Linked DNA regions of Mus musculus: region 2 is linked to region 1. A link is a loop called in an ENCODE intact Hi-C map of the cell type or tissue named here. Cell type or tissue: left cerebral cortex. All regions are shown on one strand.

Region 1 (8,000 bases):
GCATTATCTTCTGTTTCATCCTACAAATAACCCACTTTATACTAGATATTAATCTAAGCACTTAAAATGATTAGCATGCTAAGGAGCTTGATTATTAAAAACAGTTAATCCCTACCTTTTAAAAAATTGAGACATTTGAAGCCCTGAATACACTCATTTATCACCAACCTCCAATAAGGCATCCAGGAATTCTTCATGTAGGACATGAATAATTTTTACAAAAAAAATGCAGTTGCTAATGGTGTCTTACATCCACACAGTTTTATAAAACAAAGCAAATGATTATCATCAATTATAATAACCTCACTAGACAAGGCTAGGCTTAGCACATAGCTTTTCAGACAGCGGCCACTGCAGTCTGCCAAGGAAAATGCCTGGTATTAATTGACTCATCATGATCAGCAGTGATAGATGGGGTAGAGGGCAATGTATTACTCACTGTCAACAAAATAAACACATGATTTGTTGCAAGAAGCGTCTACTTGGGTCCTCTCAAAGGACAGAGAGACCAAGGGAGGCTTTGAAGGCAGTACAAAAGAAATAGGAAGAGTTCAACTATGGCGTGATAAATATTTGCTTTTCCTGAGGCTAACTGGAATTTAACGGGAAGGAGTTTCTGGGAGAAAGTTGAGGACTGTGTAGAGTTTAGTAATTAGAAGGTACATTAAAGCTAATAGTTCACCCATTGCTTAAGAAGTGTTGTGGGCTTAATAAATCTAGCAATGGGAGTTCACCATTTTCAGAAGCAAACTCATTTCATTGATAGATAGCTCCCATTGTTAGAACATGTATTCAGTGGAATGTCTACTGTCTGCTGCTTCCACGATTGGCCTTAGGTCTTTTCCTTCATGTAACATAGGTGTTTAATTCTTCCCGTACACTAGGGCAGCTTCAATGTCTTTAAAGCCAACTGTGTGCACAGCAGTCTTCATATGAGATTATTTTGGAGCCTTCAAAATGCTGGTTTCTGGCACTATATGCTAGTAAGCTTATAGATCATGCAAATTGAGGGATGTGGAAAGAAATATACTGATATTAGTGTGATATGCCCAGGTTGAGATATGGCTATACTTATGTGAAGGTGATGCTCAGGCCTAACGTGCAGGAAGGTGTGTGTGTATGAGTATGAGTGTGAGTGTGTGTGTGTGTGTGTGGCGTATGTGTGTGTGCTTAGAAAGCTGTAGCCCAAGTCTCATTAACCCACATTGTATCCCAGCTTGCTAATTTCAAGACAGTTACTATTAGAAAAGTGGGACTTCTCAGGCACTGTAACTGGCATGGTGGTTGCTACCCAGTATGCCCTGGGAAGATTCACAATTGTGCACACCCAGAGCACACTGACCAAGATGTAGGTTCATCTGGTCTAGGAAAGAACCCAGCATCGATTTTGACAGTACCTTCCACTCTTGTTACTTCTTATTTACTGCTCTGTTTAAATGTAATTGTTAATGCACATTCAAGAACATAATCAGATTCTCCTGGGAATCAATCTTTCTTTCTTCCTTCCTTCCTTCCTTCCTTCCTTCCTTCCTTCCTTCCTTCCTTCCTTTCTTTCTTTCTTTCTTTCTTTCTTTCTTTCTTTCTTTCTTTCTTTCTTTCTCTCTCTCTCTTTCTCGTTCTTTCTCTCTCCTTCCTTCCTTCCTTCCTTCCTTCCTTCCTTCCTTCCTTCCTTCCTTTCTTTCTTTCTTTCTTTCTTTCTTTCTTTCTTTCTTTCTTTCTTTCTTTCTTTCTTCATTTATTTTCTGAGATAGGGTATTGCTGTGTAGCTCAGGCTAACTTCAAGCTTCTGACCATCCTGCTCCTGCCTCCCTAGTGATGGTACTCCAGACATCCATTCCCATGTCTGTCTCTCTGGGAACTTTTAAACATAGATTATTTGAAGCACCTAGTCCCTGTGGTCTGTAATAGGTCTTGGAAAATTAATATGCTGAGATTAAATCATTATGTATCCATTAAGGCTTTGAGATGTATTCAAATGATAAGTTGTTAATGTACATGTTACAAATCACCCTACTTAAACATTGGAGTAACTGAAGCAATGGTGTAAAGATTTTAGCCTAATAGCCATCTGTTTTTTTTTTTTACCCACTCGTTTAAATAATGTTTCTACTTAGAAACAGTGCTGTGGCAAGCACTGCAATGTGACAGTGCAGAGGGAGAAAAACACAAAAATAGCGACAGTGAGCAAGAGAATCAACTGATAAAGTCACAGCAAATCTTAAAATAACGCATACTATCGTAAGGAAGAGTTTATCTTTAAAGATGCGCTACATGAGACTGACCTCCCTCAGTGTCTCTGAATTGTTAGGTTTTGCCCTACTTTGGTTATATTTCCTGCCATGTTCTAGTTCAGGAGAGTGTTCTTTGACTTGGTTCCTTTTTAGCAGGCATCCTTAATCAATCCTTACACATCTCCTCCTACAGAGAGAATATCATACTGCAGCTGAAGCCTGTTGTCTAGGCAGCCATTATTAATAGATGACAGATCTACGAGCACTGTCTCAAGAACACAGTGCCCTGACATGTCTGGAGGCCCTTTGCTCGTCCCATCCCTCATTCCCTGCTTTATCCTTTCTTTTAAGTCTATCAACGGAGAACTCCTTACATCTAGGATCCCACTAAAACTTTAAAATATCTTTGAGAGGTGTCTAAATTGTGCCTTAGAAGGATCAAGTGATGTCCCAAGATTACACGGTGTGTATCAAAGCAGGGGCTACAAATTAAGATCCTTTGACTCCAAAGCTGATGTGTTAAAATTACTCTTCATAGCTTCTCTCCGCAGCTCAGTTCAAAGGGTACCTTCTGCGTGAAGCATCTCATGACCCCTTCAAGTAAAATGTGCCCTGTCTTTTTTTTTTTTTTTTTTTTTTTTGAGGCTGCCAGGGCCTTTGTACATCTCTATTTCAGCATGCCATTATACTTCAATGATTTGAATATAGTTCCTTTTGAACTTCTCTGGGGCAAGAACTCTTTTCTTCCTTTTTCATTTTTAAATCCTTGTATTCCTAGTAATGAGTTGAGTCCCTAAGCTGACTCACAGTCAATGTATTTTGGATGCACATAAAAATCTAAGAGATTTCTTAAACTTGTGGCCTATTTGATGGCACATGACCTTACTGCATAAAAAAAAAAAATTCTAGGTTTAGCCATGACCTTAAGTAGCAAAATAAACAGACCATATATATTCTACACTTTTGAAATTTTCAAGTCCTTTTGACATCAGTTATTGAGGACTCTTACTAGGAGTTGCTGGTTACTTAATATATGAGGACCCTGCTCGCTCCTTAAGTTATAATTGTCCATGCATATAAAGAGTGAACTAGGTCAAGTGTCACCTCACAGATGAAATCTGGTTAAACCTTATCTCTTATCTCATCTGAAATGGTGGTTAGCTGCATTGTTTTGATTTAATTTTTTGGTCTGGGCTGATGGTGGCCCATGCTCACACTCATCATCAATGGTGTGACACAGTGGAATTTCCCATTCTGTAGACAGTCAGGCAAACTCTTCAGTTCCTTGACATTGATTTCACAGTACATTATATATTTAGGCAGATAAGACCCACTTTACCAGAAGGGAAGCTAAGCTGTCATATGGGATGCAAGACAAGGTGATTCTCAGAGAGCTAGAAGAAAAGAGGTACAGAAAAGATGAGGTTGGTTTATGCTCTAGGAGAGTGATTTCTCAACCTGTGGAACATGACCTCCAGGGATCAAATACCAGATATCCTGCATATCATATATTTACATTACAATTCATAATACTAGCAAAATTACAGTTATAAAGTAGCAACAAAATAATTTTATTATTCGGGGTCACCACAACATGAGGAATTGTATTAAAGGGTCACAGCATTGGAAAGGTTGGGGACCACTGCTCTAGGACATGCCAGGGTATGAGTCCCAAGACACCTATGCTAGTGTTTCAGAAGGAAATATTGTTTCACTGTAGCCTCTTCTGGGAAACCAAAAACCATAGCAAAAGGCACACAAAGAAAGGAGGCACAGATTTTCTTTCTCAGGTTCAAGGGAGCCTTCCCATCTGTTATTTCACTGTTATGTAGGCGTGGAATCCTACAAGTTGGCCCTATGCCTTAGCACTTTGGCAGGTGCACATACCTCCCCGGAGAAGGCCTGTCCATTGAGGAGGTGCTCAGACCCTTGGCTGTCCTCACTCCCAAAGTGTAGCCGGATTTCTTCCAGGCGGTGACTGTATGTCATGGGCCCTCCTGAAATATTGACCAAGTGCTCTTTGTCCAGGCGGAGGGAGACATGCCTTCCAGTGTTGTACATGGTCCCACTGACCTACAAGGCAACGGGAAACAGGTTAGACAAGCGCTTCTATTTCTTCCCACACCGAGAAAGGAGTATGGCTGACCCATTTACATCTTCTGCTGATGACACACCAGGCTAAATCTGTGTGCAGAAGGACGTTTTCCTTCCATGCCTGCCTTCTAAGGTACTTCTGATGAGTCATAAGTCACATATATCATTCAGGAACTCGAAGGGAGGGACTCAAGAGATTTTTTTTACCAGCCGTGACAACTATTTTGTAGATTGCACCTTATAAAATTTAGCTTGTCTTTCTCATCATAGTTTTTTAGAAGGCAGAGATGGTATAAAAGCTAAAAAGCACCATCTCAGGTGTAAGAAACCAGAGAATGCCATGAGGGGAGTTTAAGGGAACCACATGAGAGATGAGAGAGCCCCTGTAGGTGACCAGGGGTAAACCCCAGTGGGAGACTGCTGAACTGTCAAGTCCCAGGCACTCAGTCCAGAAAGGTTTTGGTTAGGTCCCTCTCCAGTCTCAGTGGCAGATATCATGCAGAGAGTTCAGGTCATCACTCAGAGAACATAGCCTCAGGGCTAATCTGAAGGGAGTCACATGGGACCCCACATCTCACATTCAGAATATTTCTCACTCAGTCCCATCTCACTTTAGTTCCGCCCACTACCAAGCCTTCTGTTTCTTCTTTTCCCTTCTTTTTATTTTTCTCTTTGGACTCCATGCTCAGCTTCATTTCCTTGTTCTCCACTGCTTGGCAAGTTCAGAGCTCTGCACCTTCAGTGGACATCTGTCACAAGTTCAGACAGCCTTGTTATCATTGAGATCCCCCACATTTCAAGAAACCCATTCATCAGAGTTATCTAATGTGTCCAAAGAAAAGCATTGCATATTTGAACAATACTTCCACCAAAGCCCATATCCCATGATCATCTGCATTTCTTCCAGTGTTTCAAAAACACACGGATGCAAAGCAAAGTTGGTATATGTTATATATTCCCCCAGCTGCTTGCGCATTGGGAGCTTATATAAGCAAGGATGAGTTCTGTGAAGACAAAGACCATGCAATCTCCTTGTGGGATCCCAAGCTCCTAGCACAGCCAGTAATAAGTGACCCTTTCTGAACATGAATGAATAGATTGCTAATGAATGGAGTCTTTGATGTCAAAACATTCCCAATTCACTTCTTGTCAGCGATGTAACTTTGGAAGACTTATTTACTGTCATAAAGTGGAAGTTCCGTAAATATACAATAGACATAACATAAATTCCCTCCTGGGAACAAGAGTTGGGAAACACAACAAAACTATAAGCCATCTTCAAAACAGTCAAGTGACAGACCTCACTCCTACTTAGTCGTCACTTTAGATATATCCCATTTATATGAGGTTTCAAAAGCAGAATAAATTGTAGAGGCAGCAAATAGACTAGAGATTGCAGAGGTTAGGGTCAGAAAGAGAACGGAAGTTAGTATTTGGTGGACATAAAGTTTCAACTTTGCAAGACAAAGAGTTCTGCGGGTGGGTGGGGTTGAAGGGTCTGCAGTGACATAAGTCTGTTTAGTATTGCTTAGCTTAAAAATGATCTGGATGTCAAAGTTTAAGTAAATGATATTTATATGGATCAAACATTTTCATTTTCTTCCTTTCTCTCTCTTGGCTCTTGCACAATGTCTCACTGATGCAGAAGGGTTCTCCCCCATCTCCCTTCCACTCATCTTCCCTTTCCAGGACCTGGTAGATGATAATGGTAATGAAACCTCTGCTTTCAGGTGATCTTTCCACTTGCCTCTCTCTTTGGACTTCTATGGACTAGATATGGAGAACAGACAGCTCATCTTAAAGACTAAAAAGCAAAACAGAATCAGGAGACTCAAAACTAAATCACTGTGCCTTTTAGTTCTCTATTTCCCAGATTCCCCTCTAAAACACATTTGAATCTTCATTCATTCATTCATTCATTCATTCATTTTCATCCACACCTCCACTCATTAGCAATCTATTCATTCATGTTCAAAAAGGGTCACTTATTACTGGCTGTGCTAGGAGCTTGGGATCCCACAAGGAGAATGCATGGTCTTTGTCTTCACAGAACTCATCCTTGCTTATATAAGCTCCCAATGCGCAGGCAGCTGAGGGAATATATAACATATACCATTATGTTATTACAATTAGATGCAACATCTCCTTATCTCTAACCTTCCCCTACACAATGAAATAACATTAATTTGTATTAATCATAAAAATATGTGTAGCCAGGGTATGGTTTGTTGCACTTTAATTTAAAAATAAAGGCTTGACAATGTTATGTATGGTAACTGAATCTAACAGTACATCTGCACGGCAGTAATTAGCAGTGCACTGATGTCACTTTATCTGCAATGCTAATTACTGTGTTTCCAATGAATGGCTTTGGTGCACGCACAGCATGCTGGGAGAAGTTTGCTTATGCACACCAGGAAGCAGACATGAGTGGAGAAAGCCAAAGCTCTGGGAGATATCCAGGCTGCTTCTGACTGCCCCACAGCTCTCTTCTTTGTATGAATTCATTGTAACATGAGGCAAGAGGTGGGAGTGTGTGTGTGTGTGTATGTTTGTGTTTTACCCATTTGAAAAATTAAACAAATTCAGAGAGGTTGACAAGGATTCAATGACTTTTCCCAGAATCAACACACAGCTGGCAGGGGACAATTTCACATGAAAGCTTGTTGTGGGATGTTATTTCTTCTGCACTCTATAGATAAGGCCTCATGCAGTTCTTGGGTGTGTGTGTGTAATAATAGGATTGATTTTTAAGAACATGGAATTGGATGCTAGGCTGCTGTTCATCTTAGGATGAAGACTGGAGAAGACCTTGTTTTCCCTACTATAAATATTTATACTGCTTTAAGACTAGTTGGAGTTCTTGTATTAATGGAAGCAGAACATATATACCTATTGAGATGGTATATCAATAACATAGGGCCATATAAAAATAATGTACTCTTGTAAACCAATACCAAATAATCAAACATAAGAAAGAAATTGAAATAAATAAGCAAAAATTCAACATCCTCAAATCCACCATGTTTATTTTATAACATTAGATGCCCTTGTAGAGCAAGTGTAGTTCTGGCACAGTAGTTAATAATCTGCCAGGTTTCTTGTTAGTGTGCTCATCTTCCAGCTCATTCTATGGACATCAGTTTATTAGAGGATGTGAATTTGGTCAGTGCATTTTTAAAGTAAGAGGCAGTTCACTCTTGGAAAGTTGGCTACAGTCTTCCACTAGCAGATGGTGTCTCGGTGTGAATCCTTACTTGGTGTCCACATGGGTGCTAAATTCTCAGCCCAGATTTCCTATTTAAATCCCCACAATCTTGTCCTCAACAAACCAGTACCACTCTTGGTATCATACTTAGGCCTGGGGCATTTGCTTCTCTCTGGGTGGGAAGATGTCAGGCTAAACCATGTGTGGGATGACAGCTTCTCACAGGGAAGGTCTTCTTTTTCTCTCTTCTGGGTCCTTTCATGTCCTGAGACAAAGGACTGTCCTTGGGGAAGCAGGGCCTGACCCCAGTCTCTTGCTCTTCAAACCATGAACTTAATCAATGATCGATTCCTTACAAGTGACTAGGTGGTTACTTAGCTATCACAGTGCTTTGATCAAGGAGCAGCTTGGCGCTGAGAGACCAGGCACTGGCGTGATGTTTAGGATGCTTGAGATTTCCTCTAGCA
Region 2 (8,000 bases), 99 kb before region 1:
GATGGCATGATCAGATTTGGACTTAATGAGGCTTGCTCTGATGGCGGTTTGGCCTGAAGATTAACATATTGAATGAGAGAAGGAAGCATTCCGCAGGTTTTTTTTTTATTAAAGGTCAATGTGATTTGTTTAACCAAGCTTGTACGAAGAGCATATTGGGTACTCTAGCGCGCTGCTATGATTCTATTTTATTTTATTTGGGGCGGTGGGGAGGAGGGAAGGATGAATGCAGTAGACATGAGGGAGATTCTAGGCAGAACTGGAGCCAAGATAAAGAAGATTTATATTTTCCTGAAATTAGACCAGCCTCTATGCTACAGCCATATTTGAGGAAAGGGTTGGGGAAAGCCAGGCTAGAAACAAAAGATATGATGTTTTATGTGTTTATTTTCTTCATAGGGTGCCAGCATGTTTACAAAACACCATAGCATTCATATTCCAGCCATGATCTGCTGGGGTCCTGGTGGGAAAGTCCTTTTGGTCACCCCTCTGTCAGACACAATGGCAACACTTGGTGGCCACCCTTTTGAGATCAGCAGCCGCCACTGTGCCCTTCGTAACAATCTTTTTCGTCTGTATGCTTACTCTTAATTTCCCTCTACAAAAATTGAAACCATCCAGCATGAAGAATCTGGGCTTGGGGCCTGAGTTTGAATAATGGCTTTGCTGCTTGTATCTGTAAGACCTTGGACCCATAGGTGATAAGAGCCTCTGTTTCCATGTCTACAGCATACAGATGTGATGTAGAATACTTGCCTCACAGGCTATTAGAGGAACAAATAGGACCATGCTTTACAAATACTGTCTAGCACAAGGCTCAATCCAGGAAAGTACTCAGCCATGTTGGATGGCATTGATGTCACCTTTCTGACCCCCAGCATCCTTGCCCAGCTCCCCTGGTAAACTCCCTGTCATTCCCAGGACTCTGACTTTCCCAGCTAAATCAGCTTCCCAGGAATTACTTAGCTATCTGACTCTTTCCACTAAACTGTGAGCCTCTGAGGAATGTGTTTGCTTCTTTTACTGTGGATTCCAGTCTGAGGTCTGGAATCAAAGACTGTTCAGTAAACATAAGACTAAATGATCAGATATAATGCTTTCTGCTCAGCAGCTCTACCTAGTGATGGTGCTGAGCAGAAATCAAGTAAGGAGTAGTCAACATTGGACAGGTAATGGGAAAGGAGGCTGCAGCACTAACTTTAATGTATACTGCACCTACCATCTCTTGTACACCACACCCAAGACATCAGCATGAGGCTCTTGGTCTTGTTTCAAGCTTTATATGGTGATATCATGTTTCTACATCAAACATGTATGAACTCTCATAATTATATTGCTGAAATTGGCATGAATATAACATACAACATTGTCTCAAAGACTGACCTTAAAATAGTGCTCTTCTAGACATTGGAATTTCAGAAGTATGAGCTTGCTCAGTGATTTTGATAAGTGCAGTGCCTTGAGTGAGCATGGCCCCATAGGCTCATGTTTGAACAGTTGATCCCCAGTTCATAAAACTGTTGAGGAAGGATTAGGAGGTGTGGCCTTGTTGGAGGAGGTATGTCATGGTGGGTGGGGGGCAGGATGTGAAGTTTCAGAAGCTCAGTCCATGTCCAGTTAGCTTTCTCTGCCTTTTAGTTGAGTCTCAAGATGCTAGCTCTTAGCTGCTGCTCCAATACCATGCTAGCCCACTGCCATGCTCCCCGCCATGATGGTCATGAACTCTACCCTTCTGAAACTCTACATTCTAGATGAACATTCTTCTATTAAGTTGCTTTGGTCATGATGTCTTATCACAGCAATAGAAAAGTAACTAAGACCATAGGAGAGAGGTAGTGTGGCCCAAGAATAACTATGGGTACGTCAGAAAATTTCAGCCCTGGCATTCAGAAATGTCTCTCAAAATTTCTCTTATGAGAAAAAATGATTTATAGAAAGGAAAGTCTCAGACTTCAAGATGGGAGTCATAATTCAAGTGTAAGTTATAATTATATATTTGACAGTGACTTACTGTTTCTTCATGGATAACTCAAAAAACTTTTCCTTACCTGGAGCAATGGACAGTTGTGGATAATTATTACTAAGGCTATATTTAGGTAAAAAAAAAATCCCATAGGTCCCAAAACATCTCTCAACATCAAGGAGCTTATCTAGCCAAATTTATCATTAGTAGGCCAAGGTTTGGCATGGAAGCATTGCATTGCTAATCTGTCTGATAAGGATTTAGAAGGACAGGAAATTACCCTTGGATAATCAATATATAGACTTTTACTGTTCTGGAAGACTGTGGAAGTTGACCACTGTGCCTTTGGTTTTGTGGCACACTATGTTGGATCTAGAATTTATCTTATCCTGAGTTCTCAGAGTTACAACCAAGAAGCCCCCAGCTTCTTGGGGGAAGTATTGTGGGAGGGGCTGACTGGGAGGGGGCAGTGAGTAGGATGTAAAGTGAATAATAAAAAAGTCCCCAGCTAACTTCTGCTTGTTGTTGTTGTTGTTCAAGCAAAACATTTCATTGTGATGCAATGTCTCAGCCAATACAACAGGGAATCATTTTGTTTTTTTCAATCTGAACTTTCACTAGGTGCCTTAGCCAAGTGCACGGGTCTGACTCACAAGGGCCACTGCTGATAGTCAACATCTCTTGCTCCCTGATTATATGGTTCCTATCAAGGCAGACCACACCACTGAGAAAACAGCCTGATACTTCCCAAAATCAATACTGGCTTTGATCAATATGAAACTATGAGGCAATTTTAGTATATGGAATAAATAACATTCCCCCTTGTAATCTGAGGCAAGTTCAACTGAAACGAGGCAAAAAAGGCAATTACAATAGAATAAAGTAGTATCATGTTTTTGTTTTACACAGACAACAAATGAAGAAAAGGGCCTCTGAGAGCTGTATTCTTAGAGGTAAGTTCCATCTCATCAGTTTCTCACTGCTGTGAGTATCTACTGAGACAGCAACATGGAAATAGGTGGGTGGTGCTTCCCACTATGAGAAAACACTTCTAAGTCTGTTCCTCTGAAATGAGAGTACACATTCAATTGAGCATTGAGAAAGGCACCTGGAGCATTGTGCTTAAGCTCTTTGGTGATCCTTCAACACACTTACACTGTGTTCCCTAGGGAACTGTGTGAAGAACTCGCCCTGAGAGCTGTGAAGTTGAAGGCAGTTACAGGATAGTCTGTGCTTGCCTACACATCCATATTTTACTAGGAAATTCAGGAGGAAGCGTGGGTAACTTGAAATTACAAATAGGCTAGTTAAAGCACCTTTTAAGGGGCTTACTCTGTGTGACGATTGCCATGTTTATAAACTCTCCTCCATATGCCTCCAGTACTGTGTCTTTATTGCCTTGGAGAGTGGGTCTGTTAACACAGTAAGCTGATGTCTTTATAATTGGATGTGGTGGTCCCCTGCATTCTTTGTTAGATCTAAGCTCTCCTATCCATGACTTGAGCACTGTCTTAGTTACTTCTCCTCATTGTGACTGCAAACCTGGGAGACACAACTTAAGGGAGAAAGGATTTCTTTTGGCTCACAGTTTTAGGGACTACATTCCATCATGTCAGGAAAGACATGGTGGTGGGAGTGGCTCATAGCTCTGACAGCAGGAGGGTAATATAGGTAGGTTCATTGCCTTAACAGTCAAGAAACAGATAGGTCTGGATTGAACAAGGATTGGGCTATTACTCCTAATGACCTAATTCCTGCAGTAAGGTCTCACTCCTAAAGATTCTACCACCTTCCAAAACAGTACTACAACATGGGGACTAAGTGCACAGACACTCAGGCCTGTGGGGATGGTTGACATCTAAGACATAACAAATGAGGATGGCAATTGAAAGAAGATAAAGTCACCAGACTAACACTCTGCCCGAGGATTTGAGAAGAATGTTCACTGTGGCAATGCTCTGATAACTACTGCTTGTTATCCATTCTAGAAGGAGTCTTTGCAATCCATTAATCATTAGTTTCATCTCTTGAAAATACTGTAGAAAAGGGTTCTGGTTCAATGAAATCAAGTGTTACTAAAATGATACAAATGTTACCTTTCATGTAATTGAGGTGCCATGTCTACTAATTAATTAACAAGGGAAACAGGCTTACAAACACCATACCCGTACAGTGCATTAAAAATTAAAGTACTTCGAGCTAAATTACCAATATCTCCTCAAGAAAAGCCTTTCTAAGAAAATCCATTTTTTAATGTCATGCTTTCAGTCTTGACCCTCACTCTGCTGAAGCAGAATTTGACTTTAATAAAATGGATTTTCTCTAGAAGACTTTTAAAATTCAGCCTGAAATTAATTCAAGCTGGTCTTTTCTATTGTCAGTCATGGTTAGTGAGAATATTTTACAAGTTCTACTCAGATATATGAAGTGTAAGCTTCTGGCTCAGAAGTTAAGGGCACTGGCTGCTCTTCCAGTGGATGTGGGTTCCATCCTTAGCACCCACATGATGGCTCAAGATCAGCTGTAACTCTGGTACCAAAGGATCTGACTCCCTCTTCTGAACCTCTGGGGGGCACTGCACTCAAATGGTGCACAGACATATTTGAAGGCAAAATACCCAAGCTCACAGAATAATTTAAAAAATGAAATTTAAGTTCCCATGGAAACTAGTAACATCTCATGAAGTCCTTGTGTGCACTACTTAGATCCATGATGCGTATGCTTCTCTAAAAGCAAGCATACTCTGACACTGCTTGTGTGGCCTACACTGGACTCATCTTCAGAATAAAACTGTTCTCGGCACAACAATGACTTGCCTCCCAACCTGAAGGAACAGGATTCAACAGGCATATGCCTTAAGACAGTGTAGGGACACAAATATATTGCACATTGAGTTCACATTTGTTACTATCCAGGCAATTGATCTACTACCTTATTTAATCCCCACCCAGCCCTTTGAGCATTAGCTTGCTGATGAGGCCATCAAATCTCAGAGTTGTGCTTCTGACCTCTTCTGACATCAGAAAGCAAAGACAGTGCTAGAGCTAGAATAGGAGCCTAGTGTGAAGGTTAGCCTTGTCAACTCAATGGGACTTCAAATCATCATGGAAACAAACATTTGACTATGTCGACAAGGTGGGTTCTAGAATGGGTTTATTGAGGTAGAAAGAGCCACCCTATATGTAAGCAGCACCACTCTGTGCACTGGGGTCCTTGGGACATAGAAGAGAGAGAGCTGAGTTCAAGCATTCACCTTGCTCAGCTCTTCTGACTGTGGAAAGTACAACAAGCTGCTTCCAACACCTGCTGCCATGATATCTTCCCCACCATGGGACCGTGAGCCAAAATTAAATCTCCCATACTTAAGTTGCATTTGCCAGGCATTTTATCACCACAATGAGGAAAGAACAACACACCAGGTCTGCTCCTCTCCCATGATAATGGTGGCCTTTACCAAATGGCGTCCAAAATTCTCCCGTACTTTGGCAAGAGTACCTTTACATTTAAATATATCATATATAGTATAAATATATAATATATTATAATATGTAATGTAATATATAACATAACAATATTATATAACATAATGTATATGATGTAGATTATCTATAGTACATCTTGAAAGAATGATTTTTTCCCATGTTTCCCTTTTCTCAGCTATCCCCGCCATCAATAATGCTGTCCTCAGCTTGGTGGGCTATCTCTACTCCTTCCATCTTGTGCCAACTGACTCCTGTGCTTGTTCCTTCCTCCCTGTACCTCCTCAGCTGGCTGGTAAGCTGGCCACAGAGGAGCCTTTTCCATAATAGGGCCCTGAAGAGATATATTTAGAAGTGGTTTTCCATTCCAAGTCATGAAGATTTGAGTCGCCCTTTCAGAAGTGAGGACTTGTCCCACCTCTCTCCTGTGTTTATTCTTACTCCAATGACTTCACCCAAGTTTAAATGCCATCTGGATGTCAGTGTCGTCCACAATCACAGCTCTGGTTCTCTTTCCTGAAATCCAGGCTGATATACCCAACTGCCTACACCACACCTCCTCTTGAATGCCTAATAGAAATCCCAAGCACGACATGTTCAAGATCTGTGATCCCTTCTCCACCCACAAGCACGCTGCATCTGAGTCTTCCCCATCTCAGGGGATGGAAATATCTTCCTTCCAGTGACTTGAACTAAAAATTTCATGGGAATCCTTGGCTCTGTTTTCCCTTGCACATTAAAAAGAGATTTAGCAAGAAATCTGCTGCTGACTTAAAATTTATCCAATCACCTATCACCACCTTTCCCTCGTTGACCTGGTCACCATCAGTACCATTGCCCCATTATTTGATGGTTACAACCACCTTCTGTCTTTACCCTTGCCACACTGTAGTCTATTTAAAAGGTTTTCAGACTTAGTAAATTTTATTTTATATGTATGAATGTTTTGTCTGCCTGCATATATAGATATCCACATGGATACCTGGTGCCTACAAAAATAGTCAAAAGAAGGGTTTGGATTCCCTGGAGCTGGAGTTATGGATGGCTGTGAGCCACTATGTAGATGCTAGGGATTGAGCCAGGGTCTTCTGCAAGAGGACTAATTTCTCCTAGCCACTGAGCTATCTCTTCAGCCTTTGTATAGTTTATTTTTAATCAAAAAACCATAATATACCTTTTTTTTCTACGTATGGTAAATGCATATGTATATGAATATGTGTTGTGTGTGGGTTGTGTTGTATATGAGCATATATAAGGAGGTCATTGAGTATATTTGTCTTGCTTTATTATTCTCTTCTTTATTCCCCAGACAGGGTCTACCACTGAGCATAGAGCTAGCCTGGCAGCCAATAATCTTCAGTGGTCCTCCTATCTCTGTCCCTCATAGTGATGGGGTTATACAGACACATACATGCTTGGGTGGTTTTGTAGATGCTGAGGATTCAAGTGCTTTCATCCTCTGAGCCATCTACCTATCCCAGAGTGCTCCTTTTGGTAGGAGATGGTAGTCTGCTTGAAGACCCAGAATGGCTTCCAGTCTAAGATGCCTTCTCTGACCACTATGTATGCCAATTAGGACAGTGTGGCGGTGTCCTCTGGAGGATACTGATTTCCATAGGCGATCTCCATATAAGATAGCATGTGTATAGGAGTTGATAACTTGGAGCAGGATCAGGCTGAGCTGGCCAAGTGTCACTGCATTAGTTCTGTGGTTAGTTGATGCCCCTTCTAAGCAACTAACCCCAATTGTAAGAAGCAATGCTGTGGCTAATCAACCCAAGATTCAGTTTAAGTGAAAAGCATGCTGAAAGGTTTTGCACCATGTCAAAACACCAGAATTATAATTGGTTTTGAGACCTCAGAACTTATCTTTTTCTACTTTTTAGGAGAGAAGCAAGAGTGACGTAAGAATGGTACCCAGGAATATCCAGGTGTGAAACCATGCTCTTTAGTATGGAAGTATGGGGTTGAGGTTCAGGAAGTTCCTTCCCCCCAAATCCCCATCTCTGTGGGAGGGCTGTGATGTTGAGCATCTTAGTCATGTGGCAGGTGCTGGGTAGTGCAAAATAAGTGGTAGTGAGAGAGAACATATTTCAAGACCAAGCCTTACGCAGCATCCCAGGAATTCATGGACTGATGGCAAAGATACTTGCTGGGTGTTCCTCTGATGCTGGAAAGATGAGAACCATGTAGGTCCCTCTGCCTTAGCTGATCTGGGGACCTCTGACTGCAGGAGAGAAATCTTGACTAACCTGCACGTGTAGCAGTGAGAAGTGAACACCTAGTTCTGACTGATCACTCACTCATTATGTAGAAGTCAGTGACTACACAGCTACCTTCCTCTGACCTTGGTGTCATCTGTGTACTGGGGATAGTAAACATGCCCACTCGGAAGACTCATGTGATAAGAAGCTAGATGTATAGCACCAGCCCTGGGGTGTGCAGAGTACCCCTTCCACATCACCTCAGAATTTTTGATGCTCAGTACAAAGAAGTATGGCTACTTCATCTAAGAGAGCAAGTCAAATTGGAACTCTGCATTGAAATGGGTAGTTTAG

Evidence for each region. Peaks named below come from ENCODE experiments on the same cell type or tissue, not always from the same donor. Only the 100,000 strongest peaks of a DNase experiment are listed, where the experiment ranks them.
Region 2: a loop joins it to region 1, with 8 times the contacts of the local background. A loop is called at or near these places in 2 of 42 quality-filtered maps.

What each region holds. Positions count from the first base shown.
Region 1 is chr11:93,486,796-93,494,795 of GRCm38, reverse strand. It overlaps Car10 (carbonic anhydrase 10), which reads right to left. Exons shown (of 10, transcript NM_001361708.1): 5 at 4,119-4,304. Among named protein-coding and RNA genes, the nearest start is that of Gm24856, 77 kb to the right of the region's middle. In left cerebral cortex, no CTCF peak of the experiment used is centred here; DNase peaks (open chromatin) are centred at 4,393, 4,935, 6,687, 7,602 and 2 more places; H3K27ac peaks cover 3,126 bases.
Region 2 is chr11:93,585,958-93,593,957 of GRCm38, reverse strand. The region is part of intron 7 of Car10 (carbonic anhydrase 10); the gene reads right to left. Among named protein-coding and RNA genes, the nearest start is that of Gm24856, 180 kb to the right of the region's middle. In left cerebral cortex, a CTCF peak has its summit at 4,520; DNase peaks (open chromatin) are centred at 3,100, 5,336, 5,984 and 7,474; H3K27ac peaks cover 2,675 bases.